3 separate regions of the Mus musculus genome follow, and regions 1 and 2 are each linked to region 3. A link is a loop called in an ENCODE intact Hi-C map of the cell type or tissue named here. Cell type or tissue: left cerebral cortex. All regions are shown on one strand.

The links. A loop is a pair of places that touch in the nucleus more often than their neighbours do. Peaks named below come from ENCODE experiments on the same cell type or tissue, not always from the same donor. Only the 100,000 strongest peaks of a DNase experiment are listed, where the experiment ranks them.
Region 1: a loop joins it to region 3, with 3.0 times the contacts of the local background. A loop is called at or near these places in 4 of 42 quality-filtered maps.
Region 2: a loop joins it to region 3, with 6 times the contacts of the local background. A loop is called at or near these places in 14 of 42 quality-filtered maps.

The regions. Positions count from the first base shown.
Region 1 is chr1:120,590,197-120,598,196 of GRCm38, forward strand. No RefSeq gene overlaps it. Among named protein-coding and RNA genes, the nearest start is that of En1, 8.3 kb to the right of the region's middle. In left cerebral cortex, CTCF peaks have their summits at 4,517 and 6,380; a DNase peak (open chromatin) is centred at 4,551.
Region 2 is chr1:121,564,919-121,572,918 of GRCm38, forward strand. It overlaps Ddx18 (DEAD box helicase 18), which reads right to left and starts at 3,062. Exons shown (of 13, transcript NM_025860.3): 1 at 2,873-3,062; 2 at 963-1,250. The coding sequence starts at 2,957. In left cerebral cortex, a CTCF peak has its summit at 3,127 (motif pointing left); DNase peaks (open chromatin) are centred at 3,062 and 5,812; H3K4me3 peaks cover 1,626 bases; H3K27ac peaks cover 609 bases.
Region 3 is chr1:121,323,650-121,331,649 of GRCm38, forward strand. Insig2 (insulin induced gene 2) reads right to left here and starts at 4,375. Exons shown (of 6, transcript NM_133748.2): 1 at 4,042-4,375. In left cerebral cortex, a CTCF peak has its summit at 4,201; DNase peaks (open chromatin) are centred at 3,624 and 4,275; H3K4me3 peaks cover 2,388 bases; H3K27ac peaks cover 1,688 bases.

The sequences.
Region 1 (8,000 bases), 730 kb before region 3:
TGTCTCCCCAGAGCCCTTCAATCAAGTCATTGCATCCTGGTGAGGTAGAGGCAGGAAGGGGAGGGGAGGGAAGGGGAGGGGAGGGAAAGGGAGGGGAGGGAAAGGGAGGGGAGGGGAGGGAAAGGGAGGGAAGGGGAGGGGAGGGGAGGGGAGGGGAGGGGAGGGGAGGGGAGGGGAGGGGAGGGAAGGGAAGGGAAGGGAAGGGAAGGGAAGGGAAGGGAAGGGAAGGGAAGGGAAGGGAAGGGAAGGGAAGGGAAGGGAAGGAGGGAAGGGAAGGGCAGGGCTCAAGGCTGAAGAAAGCCTAAAGCCCATGCCCTTTTGGCTTGCCAGCAACTTGACTTGACCTTCTTAGAGGGAAGATCGAAAAGTGGGATTATCTGAAAACCCAAATTTGCACAAGGACCCAGGATCCCAAACAACAGGTCAAGGATACACAAAATTGGAGGCAAGTAGTATCTGAACCCCAAACCACAGGGGCTGGGGAATCAGTCAGGGCTCACCTGGTCCCTCCTTACTCTCTAGTTGATGTTTCCCCTAAGTGCCTAAGTGATCTGTTATTATTGTTATCAATAATATATTGTTAACCATTCTGTTATTCAATCCATTATGTCTCTCCAGCCTATATTAGTTCAGGCTTATAGGCAACTGGCTCCAGGGTCAGAGGCTGCAGTTATTTAGTGAAGAAAGCCAGGGTCCACAGTGTTACCTTCCAGGCAGTTTAGGGGTGGAGCCTCCACCTATGCTGAGCTCAGCCTCAGAAGAAGCCAGGCTCCCCAGGCTCCTCCTAAGACATATTTGAGCTCAGCACGAGGCTCTCTGTGAATGTGCTTCTTAGAACATAATTACCACCATCAAGATTATTGTTTGAATTAGGCATTTACATGACACTTAATATTTCCAAAGCATTGTGCTCCCATTTAATTAGTTTTTCCTTGCGACATTCCTGTCGCACCCACACTTGATAGCTTGGGAGACTGACAGACTGAAGAGATAAAGAGTAAACCCCGATGGAGTGGGGGCACACCCTGTACAATCTCTAGCTTCTGGCCTCTCTGGTGACCCAGCCAAGAAGAGCCACCCCCCATCTGCATATCTCTCACCCCAGCCCCCAGCCGCCTGAGGTCAAGGCGGAGAGGGGAGGAGGGGGGCAGAGTCTCTTCCCAGGTAGATTTTTGGCACAAGGTCCAAATACCCTTCAGAAAAAGTTCAAGTTCATACCGCAGACACCCTCGGTCTCTTTCCAAACCTTTCTATTAAAGGTCCCTATAAAATTCTGAGGCTGTGATTCCCAAACCAAGGAGTCTCCCGGAGGAAGCTTTTAGCGTCTCACAAGCCTAATGGGCCTGTTAAATGATGGAGCAGGGCAGGTCAGCGCTGGGCTCATGAGACCTGAGACAGATTTCTCTGCCTTGAATCCAAGCAGGATGTTCAAAAGTCCTGAATCGGTCTCCTCCCCTACCCTACCCCCACCCCCTCAGCTCTAAAGCTTCCTCTCCCCCCACCCCGCACCCTCAGATCTAAAGCTTTCCCCCTTCCTCCCCACCCCCACCCCTTCAGCTCTAAAGCTCTTTCTCTCTCTCTCTCTCTCTCTCTCTCTCTCTCTCTCTCTCTCTCTCTCTCTCTCACACACACACACACACACACACACACACACACACACACACACACCCGCACCCTCAGTTCTAAAGCTTTTCTCCAATTCTCTGAAGGAGAAACTTTATGGAAAGACAGCCGAGACGCTACTCTGTGGGGCCCACCACCCAAGGACGGCAGCAGCCCTCTTCTGTCCAGCTCTCCACCATAGCTAGTAGCCTCCAGCCTTTTCTCTGCCCAGAAAGCCCTGAACCCTCTCGGGTAGCAGAATAGAGAAAGAAGCTCCACCCACACTGATTCTGGGTTGATCCAGGTCCTGGGAACAGATGGGGTGCCCTGAATTGTGTAACCTGGGTCTTCTGGTAAAGCTGTGCCTTGGTGTCATCCTTGCTTGCAGCCTGAGTGTCTTTTCATCCCTATCTCATGCCCACTCACCACCGGGAGGTCTCCAGGCATCAGGTATTCCATGCAAGATGCTGACAGACAAATGGACAGCTGCAGGAACAAGATTGTCCAGAAGGGTCTAGAAAGTCTAGATTCCTTTGTTGTTCAGAAACCCATTGGGAAAAATCTGGGTCCTGGCTGTAGTCCTGCAGTAGGGAACCCCACTGTGAGCTGGGGGGTCTACTCAGAGGGAGTATTTCTGGTCAACCCACTCGCAGCCCTCAGGACCTCTGATCTTGGAGGCCATTCGCAAGAAAAGAAGCAGACAGCAGTGTGAATGGGGAAGGGAGTAGGATCCGTGTTTGTGCCTGTGATGGATTGGGGAGGTCCCTGGCCCATTGTTCAGTCCTGTTCCTGGAGCCTACAATGGCAGCTGGACCTGTGAAAAGAGGAAGGACTAATGACTTGGAGAGATGAGTCAATGACCTTGGAACCAGGATCGTAAGTCCTATCACTGGCATGGGTCTGCAGAGCCACATGTCCCCATCTGCATGCCCTTAGGCCTGGTTATGTCTCTCAGTCAATTTCTGCCACTGTAGACAGTGGGTCTTGTACTGTTCTGAGGTATGTCAGGCCCAGAGCAAGCCCGGCCTTACTGGTTAGTCTTCCAAAAGGAGTGATAGTCAAACCGCCCCACCCGTATGCCTCTCCTGTCTCTCATCTCTAGGCCTCTCTGTCTCCACGTTCTTTCTATCTTTTCATCTCTCCTCTGAGCATGGGTAAAGAAAACCCTCCTGTCGCTCACAGAGGAAGGTGGGGCATGAGTGGCAGTCTCTGGGTTCTTGATGGTTCTCTGTGCCCAAGCTCGAACATCCTTCTTCCATCTGCTTCGTCTGGGTTCTGAGGACTGCAGGGAGTAAATACCAGCTGCTCTTGGGTCCCTTCAAGGCTCCTCTTAGTCACTGCTGATCCTAAAGTGCTAAGGCTGCCATCCGGGTGGTTTGTAGTGTCACAAGCCGGGTGTAGAGGACAAGGACCACCAAACATAGAGATACCACAAAAACTCAGCCAAAGAGTTCTCTGTTCCCTCAGGTCTCAGCTGGTGACCAGGTGGCCACTGTGGAGGACAAGTGACCAGACTTCTGGGACCCACACTGTATCTAAATGAGACCGGAAGTCACCATCCTCAAGCTATGTGATGCCCACAATCTAACCCCTATGGGAGCAGAGCAGGGGGTGGGGGGAGGATGGAGAGCAGGTGGCCTCAGAATGGAACTCTCAGGGTTGGGGAGAACCTGACAGGGTTCCTCTACACTGACAGTGACAGGGAAAGTCCCAGGTTTGTGAGGTTTTAAAGGAGCCTCCCTGTGAAGGTTTTGTGAGCAGGCTAGCCACCCCAGTCACCCTGTGCTTCAAATCTAGATCTGACCTTTAAACCAAAGCTACTAGGTCTGCCCAGGGAGATTCTGTCCGGTTAGTTGCTGCCCAGAGCTCCTGGAAGGGGCATCCCCGACTTCAGCCCCAGCCACACAGTGCTGGAGTCCCTGGGTCCCTGCTGGCGCGAGCTGGTGCCACTCTCAAACTTCCACAAGCTCAGCGCTGCGGTCATACTTGAGCCTCCTTCCCACATCCTATTTCTAAATTTTGATAAATCGGAAAGGGGAGAGAAAGCAGCTTGAGGCTTGATGCATCCTCCCTGGCTCTCTGCACTCTCTTTTCTTCTGCTCCCTGTCTGTCTAACAGGGATCTCATGACCTCAGAGGGTGGGGGCGGAGTAGGTCTTTGCTCTCTGTCTTGCCTTGGTCTCTGCCAGCCTTGCCCTTCTGACTGCCACCTGGGCGGTGTCTTCTCATTTAACCCCCACCCCCACCCCATAGCCATTGGGTGTCCATAACAAAAGTCCTCAGTGGACATCGTGCACAGTCAGCAAAGTCCTGTTGCATTAAAACTAATTAATCTAGGGGCTGGAAGATGGTTTGGTGGTTAGAGAGCTGAGTTTGGTTCCCAGCACCCAAGTTCAGCTATCACTTGTGGCTTCAGCCAGGGCATCTGACACTCTCTTCTGGCTACTGCAGACTCCACTCAGATGGAAGCTTGGGGTAACTGCGAAAGCTCTGACACAATTGGAATGGTTCTACATTAAATATATACAAGAGATTAGAGCAGAAAAACAGGAAAAAAAAAACTAGACACATGCTGGCTATATAATAATGTTTGAGGTGAGTGTTTGATTCAAAGTCAGGATTGGAAGCAGATCTATCCACTCCACTCCTCTGCGTTTGGAAAAAAAGGAAAGGGAGACTCAGAGACAACTGGTGTCACCTCCCAGGTCACACAGCACAGCTCAAACCAAGTGCAATCTATTGTCATTTAAGAATTTTTAGGGGACTCTTTCCCTCCAATTTTGCCTCTATTAGATGGGAAGATCCGACAGAAATCATTTTTTTTCCAGGGAATTTAGTCTTTCTCTTCTCAGATATCAAAAGCCACCTGACTCAAACTCAAACCCTGGCTCACAGCCGCGCCCGTGCAGTTCTCCAGATGTGTCGACAGGTGGCACATTTCTCACAGGAAAAAAAAAACCACACATGGCAGGGAATCCTCCTCCCCTCCCCTTCGCCTAAGGGATGCCCTCCCAAAAGCAGAGAAGGGGAGGGAATTCTCCCACTGATTACAGAAAGGTTGGAAAGCCTAGACCTTAGAAGCTGGGTTCTAGCTGTACAGTGTGGAGAGTTTTCACGGTCCACCTTAACAGAGGCCAACGAATATCTTTCCAGGAAGGCTAGGCTCACCCATGGGAGGTGTGAGCGTCCCTCAGCTAACAAACTCCCCTTCCCAGACCAGTAGCTATCTCCCTCATCTGCCAGCCCCAGCCTCCTTGGGTCCCCTTTTGTGTGGAGGAGGGGAGGAGAGGGAAAGTGCGTGCCTTTTCAATTGTGGAGATCATTGTCCTAGAGGTAGGTTGCTTAATCTGTCCATTGATTATCGACTTTGCCTATAATATTTGGCTTGGCTGCTTTGCTCGCTGAGAGATCACACTCTTGACTTCTTTGAATAATAATTTTGAGGTTTGGGACGGATGTCTTAGGTGGCCCAGGGAGGGGTGGTCTGGGAACTTCGTGGGGCCTGCCTTTTACTCCTCTACCCCCATCTTTCTCCTTTTTGACATCCCCCAACTCCTGGCTCACTAACTACCATTCAAGTCTGGAAAGTTCTAGTACCGCTGTAAAAGAAGGGACAGTCTTCAGAGGATTAAAGAATGCCTCCTCCCCTTGCCCGCATCATCACCAAGACTGGCCTAGCTTCCACTAGGCACACATGGGAGAAAGTGATAAACTTTGAGGAATGAATGGAGCATAGGGTCCTTACTGGAGACCACAGTTCCTTGTCCTCTCCTGGGACCTAGACCCAAAGACAGTCCAAGGCTCCTCCTGGCAGCTAACCAGTGCTTGGAGAGCCCTGGGGCCAGTGGCCTCCTTGGGGGAGGTGACTTATGTTCTCCCGTCTCTGAGTGTCTTTGAGCCTACCCAAATCTCCCAGGTCTCTTCTGCTCTTGACCTTGGAATACACTGCCTAGCCCTCCACACACACAATTCAAGTCCATCGTTGCTGAGTTGAGTTTCCGTTAAAACCCAAAAAGTCAGTGACTGTTTTAATCTGGATTTAAGCAGCCTCTTTGCAATTTTCAAAGACAGTCATAGGGGAGCTGGGGAGGAAAGAAAAGTCTAGGCCTCCAGCAGCTACTCTGGGTAAGGGGTCCAAGGTCCTTGCCTGTTCTTCCATGGGCTTCTAGGGCTCTCACTTACAGATAACCTCGACACCCTCCTCAAAGTGCACGCAAACGCGACACCCTCCTCAAACTGCACGCGAACGCGTAGAAGCGTACAAGTGGAGATCGTTCATTCCATTCGCACAGACACGCGCAAATCCTGCTTCTAGCCTATAAAGACATGGACCCATTGTCACTGCCCACAAGCATAAACCAAGCACAACTCCTCGAGGTATACACTTTCATACATGTGCATTCAAACTAAGTCCTTTATGATGAGAATCACACACAAACACACCCCAACACCCCCCAGTTCTGCTGGAGCAGGCCAAGCAGAAAGGTGGTCCAGAAAGGTCTCCACAGTGCAGTGACTCTGACCCAAGTGAAGGAATTGGGGCGTGGGGAGGAACCCGAGGAGACCTCTTTCTGACCATACCCCTCAAGTTCTTGAAGCTTTTCTTTCCTGACGTGCTCACCTCCCAAACAAAACTTTTCGGGTTTCCCAGCCAGTAACCCCTGCCGCACCGATCTCTAATGGACAGACATTGCGGTTTATCCAGCACCTTGCCCGGAAAGAGTTTCCCCACGCTGCAGCTCCGGAGGGTTTAAGGAGGCTGCGATTTCACCGCCGGCCTGTGGGGAGGGAAACGGGAAGGCGCTGGCCTGGAGCCTGGTGGCGTTGGGAGCGGGTTCTCGGATTTCTTCCTCCTTACCGGTCAGTGGGAGAAGAGCCAGAGACGGGAGACAGCCCACGTCCCTATGTGTGCTGAAGGAAGGAAGAGGAAGACAGACCCCCCACCTCGACAAGGAAAAAGAACACGGGCTTTGCAGTCTTCCTCACTCCCCCCCCCCCCCTTTCCCCTCTTTTTCTCGTTGATTTTTATTTATTTATTTAATTTTTGTCTCGGACTTTCGAGACGGGTCTAGACCTCTGCGGGAGCAGGAACCGATACGGGGGACTACGGCAAACCCGGAAGCTGCTCTGGCCCCTCCTCGCTCACTCCCACCCCGCATCCTCCTCCTGCTTGCAAACACTCTAAGCACCGAACCGAGCCGGATCCAGGCGGAGCAGTCACTCGGACAGGTGGGGACTGGAGTAGGTCAGTGGGTCCCCAAACCTTCTAAGGAGGGGAGAAAACTAAAGAGGGAGGAGGCCAAAATAAAGTGTCAGATGAAATGTCTAACTAAATTAATTCTAAATACCCCGCCTCCGCGCCACAGAGAGGAGTTGAGTCCAAATTGGAGTTTGGGTGCTAGGGTTTGGGAAGGGTTCTGTGTAAGAAGACAAACGGGAAGCCTGATTAAAGAGACATATATATTAGAGAAGTGTGCGGAGTCTCCTTGATTTTAGGTAGTACTGGCTTTAAAATCCTCCGGGCTGGCACCAGTCTCGCTGAATGGTTCAGCTCAAGAACCATTTGGGAGGGCTTGGGAGGGGGCAGGGATGAAGACTCTGTTTTCCGTAATGGGAGCCTAAGGGCCCTGCATCTCCACTCCTTCCTCTGGCTCCTTGCTCTCGGAAGTACAGCCTGAAAGTCGGGAGGAAACCCGCTAGCAGCGATGGGCTGGCTGGCTTCAGCGTTCCCAGGGACCAAGCAAGCGGGTGGGCAGTTGGTCTAGCTCCTGGAACTCGGGGGCCCCAGGAGACCCTTTGGAATGAATGTTAGGGAATCAGTACCCCACCCCACACCTCCATTTCCCACAGTCAAGGAAATGGCATGTGTATGAGAGAGAGAGAGAGAGAGAGAGAGAGAGAGAGAGAGTCCAGAATAAAATGTCTCCACTCCTGCTGCAACTACTAGAGGTGGTTGTGGTGGTGGGGATACACCCAGATAATACTGGCATAGTCTAAGGTGACAGCCCCACTGACAGGCTTTTTCTTGAGCTTTCTAGGAAAACAGATTGGGGGTGGGGGTGCGTTTGCTCACACACAGAGAAGGTAAAAGAAAAACTATCACCTCAAAGCCTTCTCCACACCCACCCAGGACTTTCCCGAGGCTTGCAAACAAAACTTCCTCTCCTCATTTCTTGGGTTAACTGAGAAATTTATTTTCAGAGATTTGGCTTCTGAGACTGCCCCCAATTCATTGGCTTCCTCCCACCCCTTGTCTGCCTCTTCCAGTGCCACTCTTGGCTTCTAACAAAATTCCTGAAGACCCTTAACCAGTACCCAAGAAATCCCCCTCCAGCACCCACCCACCCCATATTGTCATGCCCTCCAAATGAAGACCGAAGCCCTGAGCGCTAATTGAAT
Region 2 (8,000 bases), 240 kb after region 3:
GAGGCCAGCCTGGTCTACAGAATGAGTTCCAGGACAGCCAGGGCTACACAGAGAAACCCTGTCTCGAAAAACAAACAAACAATCAAAAAAACCCAAAAAACAAAAAAGGATCACCCCACCCCCACAACAACAATTATCTGTGTAGCCCTTCCTGACTGTCCTGGAGCTCAACTTACTAGACTGGCCTTGAACGAAGATTTGCCTGCCCCTGTCTCCTGGGTGCTGGGATTGACAGCGTACACTAACACCGCCTGCCTCTAAAGAAGGGTATTTGAAATCCCACTAAGCAGTATCAGGGCAGCAATTGTGAGTTTCACACTTCAGGAGGAAAGAGGCACATGTTCGACTAAGGCACACAGTGCCCTGTACTATCTGCTCACTTGAAAAATCAATGTCTTATTTATTCACAACTTTCCTACAAGTTATCTTACAGACTCTGCAAGTAAGTACTTATGGGGAAGAGGGCTTACAAAAATATATGGGCAAAAGACAAGTAAATCAAGAGATCAAAGAATGATTAATGTGAAGTACCTTCACACAGAAAAGCCTGGGAGATACTTCCCATCACCATCATCCCATCACCATCATAGATCCATGTTGTGTTCGAAATCACGGAAATATACAAACCCAAAAGACTATGTGATGATAGATCCAGTTTATTTACAAAGCCCAATGAACTGCTCCCTAAAACCCATAGTGGAGTATTATAAATCTAAAGAAATTCTTATCAAATTTGAACTTTTCCCAAGGGCAGCTAACTTAAAACACATACAAATCTAGGGAAAACCTAAAACCCACTTCCCTTGTCTACCAATAAAAGGTGTCTTTTAGCTCCCAGGGTAGACTCATGGTGGTGAGCATAGGGGATGCTTCACACATACAACAATAGAGAAAAGTGACCAAGAGCTGAAAAGCTATCTGAATGACCAATATTAAAACAAAACAAAACACCAAAAACCTACCAGGCCCGGCATCATTTGCCATTTTCCTCTTTTTCTTCTTTTTCTTTTTTACTTCTGAATCAGGAGGTGGTGTTGGTGCTGCTTCTCCGTTGGCTAAAGTTGTGAGTTTCTGGGGTGACTTTTTAACTTTGCCATTTTCCAAGGTCTCCTCAGGCATGCCTCCACTTTGTGCTTCTGCTGAGTCCACAGGCACAGAACGTTTCAGGGCCTTTTTCACTTTTCCACCTTTTCCTGTTTCTTTAGGCACATCTCCATTTTGAGGTTGGGACAGGCTTGTGTCTGATGTTTCTGTTTAAAAACAGAACTTACACTGTGACAAGAGAAAGCTTACTTATAAACACTGACCTTCACAGGAGAAATTATGGGTTTTCTGGAACCCCAATCATTTAGTTTTTCTTGTATGTTCACTGTTAAAACCAAATATTGGTACTCTATTATAGAAAAGGCACATTTTCTTTATGGAAAAAAAAAATGTCAGTAAAGGAAAGTTGTTTTAACTTCAAAAGACCCTATCTGTTTACGGCTATATAGAAATTTGTGACAGAAAAATGTCAGCAAGATCACATAATTAAATCAAATGATTAGTAAACAGCAATGAGGAGAAATATATATTTTAACATTAAGCATTTGGCCTGCTGGTGTTGGCACACACCTTTAGTCCTAGTACATGAAAGGCAGAAGCTGGTGGATCTCTATGAGTTTGAGGCCAGCCTGGTATACAGAGCTAGTACTGGAACAGCCACGGCCAAGTGTCTGATAAATATAACTGAATGATATTTACTTCGCATTCCCACAATTATTACTTATATAATTTCACTTCATTCAAACCCAACTTTCCTAGACTTTGGTGAACTGAAAATTCAGTAAACGAAAACCACTCATTAAAACCCTATTAAAGCCCCAAACTATCCTCACAAGTTTTCCATTTTCATACAAAGAGAATGAAGGCAACACCATCTTTAATTTACATCATTACCCACACCAAGAAGTAGCTACTAAGTAGCATTAATTATTCTACAGGTACTAAGTGAAGGAACATCAATACTTTTGCCTAAAATCCACCATCCCCTCTGGGATGTCTTTCAAATACTATCTGTTGAAAATTGCGTGGGTCTAGACAATTATTCAGCGATCCTCAACATACTGATCTCTCGACCCCCCAACCCCCACTACAGTTGTCTCATACCAGATATTTACATTACGATTCATAATAGCAAAATTACAGCCATGAAGTAGCAACGAGGTTATTTTATGGTGTGTGTGTGTCAACACAATATGAGGAACTGTATTAAAGGGGTACAGCATTACAAAGGCTAAGAACCCCTACAGGTAGGTAACCTAAACAAGCTACAGAAACTGCAACAAGAAAGTGACATGTGTAAATTTTTCATTTAAGCCCTTGTGCCAAAACCAAGACGTTAAGGAATTCACTAAGTTGTGCGCGACAAAAAACACTGGGAGGGTTCTGCCTAACATATGAAGAGGATCGCTGCAGGAATGAAAAGAACGGGTTTGGGGGAGAGAGCTGTATCACTGGGAAAGCTCCGAGGAAAACAATTCGTAAGTTTGGGCAGGGGATGAGATCGAGCAATTAAGTGAAAGTCGGGAACCGTAATGGATACAAAGTTCTACGTGGGGACTAAAGATGCTGATGGGGGGGTCTAGGGTAATCTGCAGGTTTTCTTGCCAATAGAAAGTTGGGGAAGAAAGTCCGAGGCCTCCCGCTTTCACCCTGAGTCGAGAAAGCCACGCCGGCAAAGGGCAGAACCAATGAAGGGTCCACGGGGGCTGGGACCCAGGCGGCCTGCTCGTGCCGCGCATCCCCGGCTCCCGCCGGAAGCTGCCCAGCGCACCGCCGAGTTCCTGGGTTCCCCACGTCGTTCGCCAGTGCGGGGTTCAGCACAGCTCACCTTGCAGCTTCAGGTTTCGCTGCCGCAGCTTGGCATTCCGCTTCTCGATCTTCCTGCGCAGGAGTTTCATCTGTAACTGCGACATCTTGCCAGGCCGCCCAGCCGTCTGCACCGAGACAGATGCACGTGCGCAATTGCAAGTCGGAAGTGTACCGCTGGAGCCTGCGGACCCGCGGGGCGGAAATGCTTCGGGCGGAAACAGTTCCTGGTGAGAGCTGGGTTCCCTTTGGAGACCGAATTTCCTGCAGCGCCCCCTGGCGACTGGAGGACGACTCGTTGTGAACCCGTTCGCCTTGCTAATGGCCCCAGAGTTTTACAAACCAAGACTGCACAATAAAAAAGCCGATTGGAAGACGGAATTCCTTGTGGCTCAGAAGAGTCTCTTTCCCTTCACTGCTAGAGAGGTGCCAGTATCCTGTCAGAAGAGGTTTAAGTCTTAAAACCTTCTTGGGAGACGGGGATGGTGGTGTTCACCTTTAGTCTCAGCGTGAGGGAGGCAAGAGCAAGTGGATCTCTGAGCTGAGACCAGCCTGGTCCACAGGGCAGCACTCCACCCCTCCACCCCAGTGCCTTCCAAACAAAACAAAAAGACTAAAGAAACAAAAACAAAAACCCAACAACAAACCCACTTCAATTTGGACCCTGTATCACACAAACGTCTTTTCTCACCGTATAGTTTTCCCTCAATTTTTCAGGGCGTTGCACTCTTCTTTTCTTTTCTTTTCTTTTCTTTTCTTTTCTTTTCTTTTCTTTTCTTTTCTTTTCTTTTCTTTTCTTTTTTTCTCTTTTCTTTTCTTTTCTTTTTTTCTCTTCTCTTCTCTTCTCTTCTCTTCTCTTCTCTTCTCTTCTCGTCTCTTTCTTTCTTTCTTTTTCTTTCTTTCTTTCACTTTTGTGCTAGTTTGCGGTAGATGTATGGTGAATGACATAGGTAAAACACTGAATTTTTACACAACTTCCACGAAGACAGAAACACAGTTACAGAAAACATACCGACAGGGAAGTTCGTGCGCTGCCTGAGAAAGATCCTGGTTTCAGGATGGACATTTGGGTGATGTCTTCCTTCAGCCTCCATTGTGCATAGATTGTGTGTGTGTGTGTGTGTGTGTGTGTGTGTGTGTGTGTGTGTGTGTGTGTGTGTGTGACAGAGAGAGAGAGAGAGAGAGAGAGAGAGAGAGAGAGAGAGAGAGAGAGAGAGTCAGCAGTCAGTCAGTCCCGGGATGGGCATGCAGATAGAGTCTTTAATTCAGTATTGCAGTTCTGGGTATTGAACCCAGGGCCTCTTTCATGTCAGTCACCATTCAATGGAGCTACACATTACTCCTAAGTCTATAGAAGTATTATAATTGGGGCTGAGGAGATGCCTTAGTCTATAAAGTGATTGCCTTGCAAATACAAGCCCTGAGTTCCATCTACCTCTCATAGGAAGAAAGCCAGTTGTACTGGTGCTCAGAGGCCAGCATCCCTGTAAGACCAGGTCTAGGAGAAACCATGTCTCAAGATGGATAGTGACTGACATCTGTGATGGCTATTCTTGTTGTCAAATTGACTACCTCTGGAATGAACTACAATCCAGAAAAGGAGGGCACACCCGTGAAAGATTATTTTTCTTGGTCTAAAGTGGGTGAATACACTTCTAGTTCAGACCTTTGAGGGAAGAAGACAAACACATTTGATCTGGATCTTAAGGCTGGAAGGTACACATTTAATCTGGGCCACATCTTCCACTGGAAGGTATAAGGACATGAACATGGTCTTTGCCTGCTTGCCTTGGTCTTGCTAGCCCATCTTTTCTTCACTGGCATTAGAACCTACTTCTTTGGGATTTCAGCATATACTGAAGACCAACTGAGACCACCTTGTGGCCTGAGCAACTACTGGATTCTTGGACTTTCTGTTCACAGCTAGCCACTGCTGGATTAGCTGGTCTGCAGTCTGTAAGTCATTCCAATAAATTCTATCCTGTCTGTCTGTCTATCTATCTATCTATCTATCTATCTATCTATCTATCTATCTATGTAGAGTCATCCTATTAAATTCTGTTACTTCAAAGAACTCTGACATCCAAGGATATCCTTTGATGAAAACACACATGCACAAACATGCGCGCGCGCACACACACACACACACACACACACACACAGGGGTGGAGTGGAGAACATTTAAATTACACAACTATGCTTTACCCATGCTATTCTTTGAAATTTCTCCTGGGATCCTTGAACCAAGAATAGTGTCGTAAAGTAAAATGTAGATTCTTATATTTTAATCAGAGAAGAAGGGCTTTGATTCATGGGATAAATCAGTCTGTTGTACCAACACCTTAGAATCGTTAGAAGTAATGATCACACTTGCTCTAATCTCTGAAATAAGGCTCTTTCTTTACCTTTGTTGTTGTTGTTATTGTTGAACTGAAGATTAAATCCTGGTCTTTAGGCATAATGGCAGGAATCATATCCCCAGAACACACGAAGTGATCGTCTATGATCTTTTCAATACCATTTTCTACAAAATTCACCACTCTATAGTATATAGGAGTCTTCAAAGTGCTGCATTACTGTAAATATTCTATAAATTAGCATGCCATGCTGCTATTTCACAGCCTGGTTGTCTTTAGGCAATCAAATGGCTGTTGCCTGTAGGGTCACAAAAGCTATAGGGCTAGAACAGACTAAATTTGAAATATTTTCTTTGTGTGTGTGTTTGTGTGCACTTGGGCATGTGTATATGTGTGCAGGTGCCTATGGAGGGCACAAATCAATGACCTGTGTCTTCTTCAATAGCAAGTCTGTTTTATTGTTTTGAAACAAGAGTCTGTCACTGAGTGGAGAATTCACTGGTTCCCCCGGACTCTCTGCCTACACTTTCCAGGAATCTTTCTGTCTCTGTCCACGAGTTTCACGACTACAGATGTCTACTGCTAGTCTGCCGTTTACTTGGTTGACGGATTCAGACTCAGGTCCTTATGCTTGCACAGCAGGTACTTTACAAATGAGCTGTCTCCTCCGCCTCTCACAAATGATATTCCAGTCACTCTCCATGAAAAACTAGGAACAGAAATATTCAGGATTCAGCGACAAATCCAGATGGAACATATTTTTGTGTCTTTGAAAGTTTGATGTTTATTGCTGAGCTCATCCTTTACAGGGATATCTGGTTACTTTAAAATTAATTGTTGCATGGTCATGGTGGCACATGGCCTTTAATCCCAGCACTCAGGACACAGATCTCTGTGAATTCAAGGACAGCATGGTCTACAGAGCAGGTCTAGGACAGGCAGGGTTACACAGAAAAAATCTGTCTTGATAAACAAAAACAAAACAAAAAATTAATTGTTTATCTCTGGGCTGTGCACTCTGAACACAATTTATATCAAGTATTTATTAGACATTTGAGCACATTCATAATTAGTTATTGCGTTTGTATCTGAATTGTAGGTTTTGACCTATCATTAAAAATTGTAACATAGTAGGTGTTGTATTTTATACAAAAAAGAAAGAACCGATCGGCGGGAGACATCTTGGTTCCTGGATTCCACCAAGACTAGTCTGCACAGGTGAGAGTGTGGACTATAGAAGCTAACAGCTTCTGGGACAGGCAGGAGGCACAGAGCTTCTTAGGCAGCCCCCTTTTCAGGCTCCAGACATCCGGGCACCTTCCTTGCCAGAGGATAGGTGTCCGCCCGGCCTGGGAGGGCTTTGCAGGAGCACCTGGGGGAGCCATCTTGATTCCCGGATCCCTCTGAGACTAGTCTGTGCAGGTGAGAGTGTGGACTACAGAGGCTAACAGCTTCTGTGACAGGCCGAAGCAACACATCTTCTGGGACAGGTCCTGTTTTGGGCCTTCATCTTCGGCCAGGAGGGAGGTCCGAAAACCAGATATCTGTGCACCTTCCCTGTAAGAGGAGAGCTTGCCAGCAGAGAGTGCTCTGACCACTGAAACTCAGAGGAGAGAGCTAGTTTCCCAGGTCTGCTGATAGAGCCTAACAGAATCACGAGAGGAACAATCTGTAACCAGAGACAACTATAACAACCAACTCCAGAGATTACCAGATGGCGAAAGGCAAATGTAAGAATCTTACTAACAGAAACCAAGACCACTCACCATCATCAGAACCCAGCACTCCCACCTCGCCCAGTCCAGGGCACCCCAACACACCTGAAAAGCTAGACCCGGATTTAAAAGCATATCTCATGATGATGGTAGAGGACATCAAGAAGGACTTTAATAAATCACTTAAATAAATACAGGAGAACACTGCTAAACAGGTAGAAGACCTTAAAGAGGAAGCACAAAAATTTCTTAAAGAATTGCAGGAAAACATGACCAAACAGGTGATGGAATTGAATAAAACCATCCAAGACCTAAAAAGGGAAGTAGACACAATAAAGAAAACCCAAAGTTAGGCAATGCTGGAGATAGAAACCCTAGGAAAGAAATCTGGAACCATAGATGCAAGCATCAGCAACAGAATACAAGAGATGGAAAAGACAATCTCAGGTGCAGAAGATTCCATAGAAAACATCAGCACAACAATCAAAGAAAATGGAAAATGCAAAAAGATCCTAACTCAAAACATCCAAGAAATCCAGGACACAAAGAGAAGATCAAACCTACGGATAATAGGAGTAGATGATTTTCAACTCAAAGGACCAGCAAATATCTTCAACAAAATTATAGAAGAAAACTTCCCAAACCTAAAGAAAGAGATGCCCATGAACCTACAAGAAGCCTACAGAACTCCAAATAGACAGGACCAGAAAAGAAATCCTCCCGACACATAATAATCAGAATAACAAATGCACTAAATAAAGACAGAATATTAAAAGCAGTACGGGAAAAAGGTCAAGTAAGATATAAAGGCAAGCCTATCAGAATTACACCAGAATTTTCACCAGAGACTATGAAAGCCAGAAGAGCCTGGACAGATGTTATACAGACACTAAGAGAACACAAATGCAGGCCCAGGCTACTATACCCAGCCAAACTTTCAATTACCTCAGATGGAGAAAAAAAAGTATTCCATGACAGAACCAAATTCACACATTATCTTTCCATGAATCCAGCCCTTCAAAGGATAAAAACAGAAAAAACCAATACAACGACAGAAACCATGCCCTAGAAAAAGCAA
Region 3 (8,000 bases):
GGAGACCATCTATTCCGGGCTGTATTTGAGCTTCACGCAAAGGAAAAACAAAAATGTGTATGTGTGCATTTTTTTCAGAGTTCATACACGTACTCAAAAGTCTCCAGTATCCAAAGTCAACAATGAGCCATCATCAGATGAAGTGTGGTGACCCAAATCTGCTGAGGAGAAGCACCCCAACCGCTATGTCAGATTGGGCTACAGAGTACATTTCAAACCAGCCTGGGCTACTGAGACCCTGTCAGAAAACAAAACAAAGAGGAGGAGGAGGAGAATGTGGAGGAGAGGAGGAAAATGTAGAGGAGGAGGAAGAAGAAGAGGAGGAGGAAGGGAGGAAAGGAGGGAGGGAGGAAAGGAGGGAGGGAGAGAGGGAGAAAGGGAGAGAGGGATGGACGGATGCAGGCCGGCCCAATCAACCTAACAGTTCTCTCAGTCACTTTAATAGCGTCACACACACAGTCTGCAGATGAATTAACAAGATCAGGAAAGAACTACTACAGTGGAACAGAGATATAATCCCAGCACGTGGGAGGTGGAAATAGGAAGATCTGGAATTCAAGGCTGTCTTTAGCTACACAGTAAGTTCAAAGCTAGCCAAGGATATATGAGACACTGACTCAAAACAAAACAGAAAACTAGATCTGGGCTGGGAGAAGTAATTTCTGGGTCCTCTTAACGTGTAAACACGTACAATAATCTGGTTGGTCAAACACATAGGAAGTTCCAGGGAAGTATTCATTACCTCCTAGACAACAGTGAAGTTTCTTTTCAAAGAAAACTATGTTTTATGGGCTGGGGAGATGGCTCAGAGGGTAAAGGAGCTTGTGATACAAGCCTGATAGCCTGAATCAAATCCCAAGATGGAAAGATTTAACTTCTCAAAGTTGTCCTCTTGTTTCCACATGTGTGCTGTCTCATGCAAGCCCCCCACCTCAGCCCCTTCCCCCTCCACCACCACTGATGACCAGTCATAGCAAATTAAAAATTTTTAAATAAAAATTTAAAAGCACACTTATAATCTCAGCATTAGCTAGGTGTGTGGGGTATGTTAAAGGCTCTGGGAACAAATACAGCATAATTTACTTTAAAGATTCTTAAGCTATTAACACTTTTTTGAAACAAATATACCTATATTTTAAGTATTATTCTTATATAAAAATGAAATTAGGTTCTCCAAAATTTTTAATCTTATTGAAAAACTTAGATCATAAAAAGTATATATATATTTTTAAGCTAATACCTCAATGGCTCCTAATGAGTCAATGGTAATAAATAGGCCAGTGTTTTTAATTCCCATTGTACGAAATCAGATAGGCTAATATGTCCTTTTCTTTTCCTGTTTGAAACAGGATTTCACTTATGTAGTCAAGGCTGGCCTCAAATCTCTTGATTCTCCTTCCTTGTTCTCCAGAGTGTGGGGATTAGACTTGAGCCTCCAAACCTGGCTTAACTTTCCAAGATGGCCAGTCAACCTAACAGGCAGCCATGTCTGGGCTAACCACTTTGTCTCCATAAACAGAGTTCCTTCCACCTCTCTGCACAAACACCACACAAGCATCTTAGGTAACACATAGGAAACTTTTTTTTTTTTTTTTTTTTTTTTTTTTGGTTTTTTCGAGTCAGGGTTTCTCTGTATATCCCTGACTGTCCTGGAACTCACTTTGTAGACCAGGCTGGCCTCGAAGTCAGAAATCTGCCTGTCTCTGCCTCCCAAGTGCTGGGATTAAAGGCGTGCACCATCACCGCCCTGCAGGAAACTATTTTTAATGTCCTCATGAACTACTAACTCCAAAACAATGCTTTCTACAATTTAAGAGAACACTTGACAAGAGGACATGCAGTAAGTATTCTACCTTGAGCCCTGATCTACAGTTTCCATAAAGTGCATGAATGAACACAGAAAAACAGTTTGCATAGTTTAGCTACTAGATCAGTGACAAATTATCAAAGCTGAAAAAATACTACCCATGTGACTTAATAGTGATAATGGATTCATAGCATTGCTTTTAGATAGACGAGAGGCCTAAGTAATTCTAGAGCACAAGCAAATCAAAGTTTATGTTCACCATCAAGATCATGCTCTCAGGTAAGAAGCATTTGAGAAAGTATAGAAGTGAAATATAGGAACTTAAGACCTAGCTGGAATTTAGGCTTCTTCTGTTTTTTGGGTTTTTTGTTTGTTTGTTTTTTGTCTAGGTCGTTGACCTCAAACTCAATATATAATCAAGAATGACGGTGAACTTATGATATGATTCTCCTGCCTCTACTTCCCAAGCACTAGTATATCCATCACGCACCACCACACCTGGTAAATCAAGTAACTTAACCATTTAGTTGCAAGCAAACAGGATTATTCATTTTTCAATAACTAGTGTCACATTGGTAAGTTTGCATTCTCAGATGAATCTCTCTTCTGAGACTGGGTTAGATACATTAACAAATAAAAATGTTAAATTACTACCACCACCACCCTTTTTTTAACACATGCTGTGCTCATTAGAACGGCGTTCACAAAACAGAATACGCATCAGCAGGACAAAACCGCAATTCCATGACATGCTTTAACCCTCCTTAAATAAAAGCATACAGATATGACTCTCAAAAGGTGCGTTAGAAGCTCTAGGAAGAAAAAGTGCCGTTGCTCTTCTCTCCCCACATTAAAACCCAAACACAGAAACCATTAAGCAAGCAGCAGTCACACAGCGCACTGCTTTAAACAGAAAGCACAGAAAGCTTAGTCCTTAAAAAATGTTATCTACTGCTTGGTGATAATTTTCTACACACAATAAAAACAGTGTTTTTACTGAACTGTCCTTTATCTTTTCCTTTTCAGTATCTCTATCTAAAACACAATTATCCGTTTTTAAAGCATCAAATTTCCCCGAATACAAAACGACTCATAGATTGGTCATTTCATAATAGATGCGAGCTGAATACTATGAAAACAAGTAATATCAGCGGTTACAAATCCAGAAAAAACGATGGAGGAAGAAAACATCAGTCATTGTTTTTCCCCCGCAGGTCATTAATTAACAGGGGACACCCCTTTATTCATTTTCATTCAGTAGTTCACTGTCTGGGCCAAACCCCAAAGCTAGGGGGGAAGGGGGGGCAGAGAGGAAGCCCCGCATGGAAGCCTTGGTTTTTTTTTTTTGTTTTGTTTTGTTTTGTTTTGTTTTAATCCAGAACTGGAGACTGTCTTTCATTGCTGTGGTCACTGAAACCAGCCAACATAAGTGTCCCAACAGTCAACTCAATTTGCTCTTTCTCCAAGAATTTCCTCATCAATCCTACAAAACAGTAAACACTTCGGGGTATCTATTTCACCCAACGACATAGTTCACACTACCCGTGAACAACTTTTCACTTAAGTTTTAACTCCTTTCGTGTCCCTAAACGCCATCCTCAGCAAAGCACTGTTTTCCTTTACCAGCCGGCTCATCCCCAAAGAACGACGCTAAAGCCCCACTTACTATCACCAACCGACTTCTAGGCCCTGGCAACAACTGCTTGGCAGCACCCACTGATACATACCTAAAAGGTATTCACTTCCGATTCACAATCCCTACTCTTCAACTCAGGAGTCCTCTTATTTCGGTAGATTCTAAACTTCCTACGGTTATGTACCTAATTTCCATCCATCTCCCATACAAGCCTGAGTCTTCCTCCCAGACTACAAGGCACCGAGTCCGGGCAGGTGTACACTAGACAGCTGGCCCATCTCTGTCCCCAAACAGACCTCCAGGGTCGCCCTTTCCGCTGTCCTCCAGCCTTCTTCCACTCTGACAGTCTTCCACTGTCCAGGGACCTCGGCATCCCCCAAAGCCTGTCCCTCTATGAGCCCGCTGGTTTTTCCCTAGATCTCGCTGACCTCTCTCCAGGTAAGCCGGGGACCCCTCGCCCCAGCAGGCCCCACCTGCGGGTCCTGGATCCCCCAACACCAGCTAGGAGTGTTGCCAGCCTGCGACGTTAAAACATAAACAGCTCCTCTTCCCAAAAGCCACCGCCGTCCTCGAGCCGTCCCCGGCCAAATAAGCTCACCTGAGCTCTGCCCGGAGACCCCCAGTTCACCCCCGCCTCCGCCATCTTCAGGGACCGGCCCCCGACCTACTCCCCTCCCACAGCTCCGCCTGAGCCGCACTGCGCCTGCGCCGCCCGGCGGCTTCACGCTGACGGTAGGGGCAGAGGAGCTTCCGGTTGCCTCTGCGCGCACTGCCTCCGCTCTGCGGAGACGGGGCAAAAGGACTTCCGGTGTGCCGGGCACTCCGGGCTGGAAGGAGGTGGGGACCCTGTCTGGGAGGAGGAGAGGCTGCGAAATCAGCTGTTGTTGGTGCCCTCGGGAGTCAGAGGTTCTGGATGGGCATCTGGACTCTGTGGGCGGAGTGAGGGACTCGTGCGCGCACGCACGCGCAGCCCGAGACTCCACCCTCTGCGTGGGCCGCAGTTGCCAGCCGGGTGACAGGCTCCACGGTTGTCGCCTGCAACTTCTTCCCGCCTTGGAGTGTGCCTCAGTATCCTTTCTGAATACGGATTAAAGGCAGCTCTTTGCATCAGCTCTCGAGAGACTTGGGTCAAAGACCAAGCAACACAAAACCTTATCACCTCTGTTACTGTCAAAATTTGACTTAAAGCGCTTCCTTCTTGAGACAGGGTCACACAGTGTATGTAGCCTTAGCCGGTCTGAAGCTACCCAGGTAGACCAGGCAGACCTCGAGAGCTACTTGTCTCTGCTTCCTCAGTGCTAGGATCAGAAGTGTGCGCCACCACGCCCAGCTAAGACCTTCCTTTTAGAACTGGAAACCATAATTAAGAGAATGGATAGTGTGCACGTTGGAGATGGTGCAGATGAGCTGTTGTTTTGGATGGAAAATGGTACAGAGAAGTTTTGTTTTCTTTATTCCTTGAAGATTTTAAGGACTTGAAGTTCGAGTGGGGAAGTGGAGTGCGAATCCGGGAGATGTGTCAGGGAAGTGGGGAGTAAATATAAAAATGCATTGTATGAAGTCCTTAAGGACTCTTTTTTTTTTTTTTTAAAGAAAAATTTCATACATATACAATACGTTTTGATCATTTTTCCTGCCCACCACTACATTCCTCTACAGAGTGTTTTTAAAGGCTAATAAGTGGCTTGATTACCACCTCTGGGCTGTTCACTATATCATCTTTTGGGGAGCTTAGCCAAAAATATATTATGCTTGTGGTCTGATTGCATTGGTCTTAAGGAGAGTTTTGTAGGAACTATGGGCCTAAAGTAATTGCTATAATTTAGCAAGAGAATGTCATTTGGTTAAATGCCTTTGTTTTCATTTACTTTGAACTAACAATCAGATGCATCTTTAACAGTTTCTGATCATTTTATCAACACATTTATTTCTTAAAAATAAGAGAAACTAAACTTGGACCAAAAGACTCAGCATGTAATAATATGGCTTTTCATGTATTTCTAATGGTTTTTGTCTAGCTAATCTTAAATTTAATTCCTGCAGGTTTTTATGCATAGTAATTGAAAGCCTAGGCTAATTATGCTGCACAGATGAAGAGTTTTATAAGGAAAAATAAAAATACACATGGGATAACCCATATTATCCATGATATGATATTTTTGTCAACTTGGCAGGATTGAGAATCGCTATGGGAATACCTCTGGGTGTATGTCTGAGGGATGTTTCTAGAAACATTTCAGGAAAGAAGGAAGGAAGAAGCACATGGATGTGAGCAGCCCCAATGGGGTCAAGAGCTGAATAAAAAAGAGAAAGCTCACTGAGCATCAACACTCCTCTCAGTTTCCTGTTTCTTTCCTGTCTCTTCAGTCAGTGTGACCTCACTCTCGCCTCCATGCCTTAGCTATGGTGATGGCCTGTGTCCTTCCTTAATGGGAGCCAAAATAAACCCATCCTCCCTCAAGTCCTTTTGCCAAGCATTTGTTTTTCACAGCAACATGAAAATCCAGAACAAACTGATGTCAGGGTATGACTTAAGAGGGCGGTGAGATCATATTTATTTTGGCTTACTTTAAAGTTGGTTCTGTGCCATTGGACTGCTGGTGAAGACTTTTTGAAAGTTCAGTTGTGTCTCAGCACTGACTCCATATGTGAAGTCAGGTCCAATTGGTCCTTTTTTTCTAGGTTTTTCTTTTTATAGATATGAAGTAAAATAGTGAACCTGCTAATTTTTAAAGTCCTTTTAACCACTAGAAATATCAGTGATTTGATAGTTCTGCTGTTGCCCTGCCCCAATAATACTTCTTGTTTGTTCTTTCAATGAGAGAGACCATTGGGCAAATTAGAAAGAATAAACACTGCAGCTAAATATAAGCAAACATCCACAGAAGTCACTGGGCTGCTTTTACTTCCCTAAAAGCTTCATTTACTTCTACAAAGCAAAAAAAACAGTAAGAACTTTTGCTTCTTTGAGATTATAAAATGAATCATTTACAAGTTCATTTATCTCTTCTACAACTTCAACCTGAGCAGCTAGCAGACATCTTCAGCCTTAATGGTAATTATTGTATGTGGGCGGATACTTCAGTTAAGGTTCTGAGAACCTGGCACTTGGAAATCTTACTCAAATAAAAAGCATCGAGACAGTAAAACCAAAGAACATGGCAGGTTTTTCTATTCAATGACTGGAACCCCAAATTCTAAAACCTATCTTATCTTTCTTTTATGGTAGTGTTTGTTTGTTTGTTTGTGGTCATATTTGAGTCAAGAGCTCACCGTGTAGCAGGGGCTGACCTGAAATTCACTATGCAGGCTAGGCTGGCCTTGAACCTGTAGAGATCCTTCAGCCTCTGCCTCCTAAGTGCTGGGGTCACAGGGGTCATGTGTCTGTATCGCCAAAGCTGGAGGTTTTAATGTGAAATACTGCTTTTGTTTGGCCATAGCTTCTCTAATGCCAGGCTTATGGAAATCTGCCCTAGTATGGGGATATCAACCACTGTAGTAGAACCTTTAAGATATAGGCAGGGCCTAATAAACAGCAATTATGCAATCTGGGCTCCACTCATGAATGGGGTGATTAAAGACTGGTATGAGTGAATTCATTATTAGAGAGCAGGTTGTTATAAGAAGAGCAAGCCTCTTGCCTCTCGGCAAGCTCCTGCCCTCTTACACGTGTCTCCTCTATATTATCTACCATGTTGCCTCATAGGTAAAAGGCCCTCCCCAGGTTCAACCAGCCTGGCCAAGTGTCTTAGACTTTGACCTTCCAAAACTGTGAGCTAAGTAAAAATCTCCATAAAAAGGACCCAGTCCCAGATAGTTTATTATAGCAAGCATAACAAAACAGACTAACACAGATACATAACTTAAGGGGCCTAAAAGGAAATTTTGCCTCTTTAAGATTATTGGATGAATCATTTCTTAGTTCATTCATCGCTTCTACAACTGTAACCTGAGCAGCTACTAGACATCAAGCACTGGACCTTAAGAAGAAAGTAAATGGACAAATTGCGCTTACAGTCTAGTGAGAGAACCACAATAAATGGTTAAATTGATATGTAATAGCAATGTTAGTTATTTCTCTCATCGCTGTGATTAAATACCTGACAAGAAATGACTTGAGGGTAAATCAGTTTATTTTAGATCATGTCATAAGAAAGACTGCAGTCTGTCATGGTGGGAAAGTCAAGGGGATAGGCGCGTGAGTCTGCTGATCACATTGGAGAATGGACAGGAAATGTGACTTAACTACAAAGCCTCCAGGCTCAGCCCAGTGACCACATTTCTGCAGCAGGGCTCCACTACCTAATTACCACCAGGAGCTGGAAACAGTGTCCAAACACATGAGCCTGGGGGAGATACTGCATATTCAAACCACAAGTGTTAACAAGATGTACCTTGAATTAACAGAGATACTTGGAGACTAAATGTGATTTCAAGTCAGAGTTGAAAACTGTGAAGGATCTGCGGAGGGCAGGCTGAAGAATAACTCTGAAGATACAATAGCTGGAAACTCAGTGTGTTCCCAGAGTTGGCAGAAAGACTGAGTCTCAAGGATGA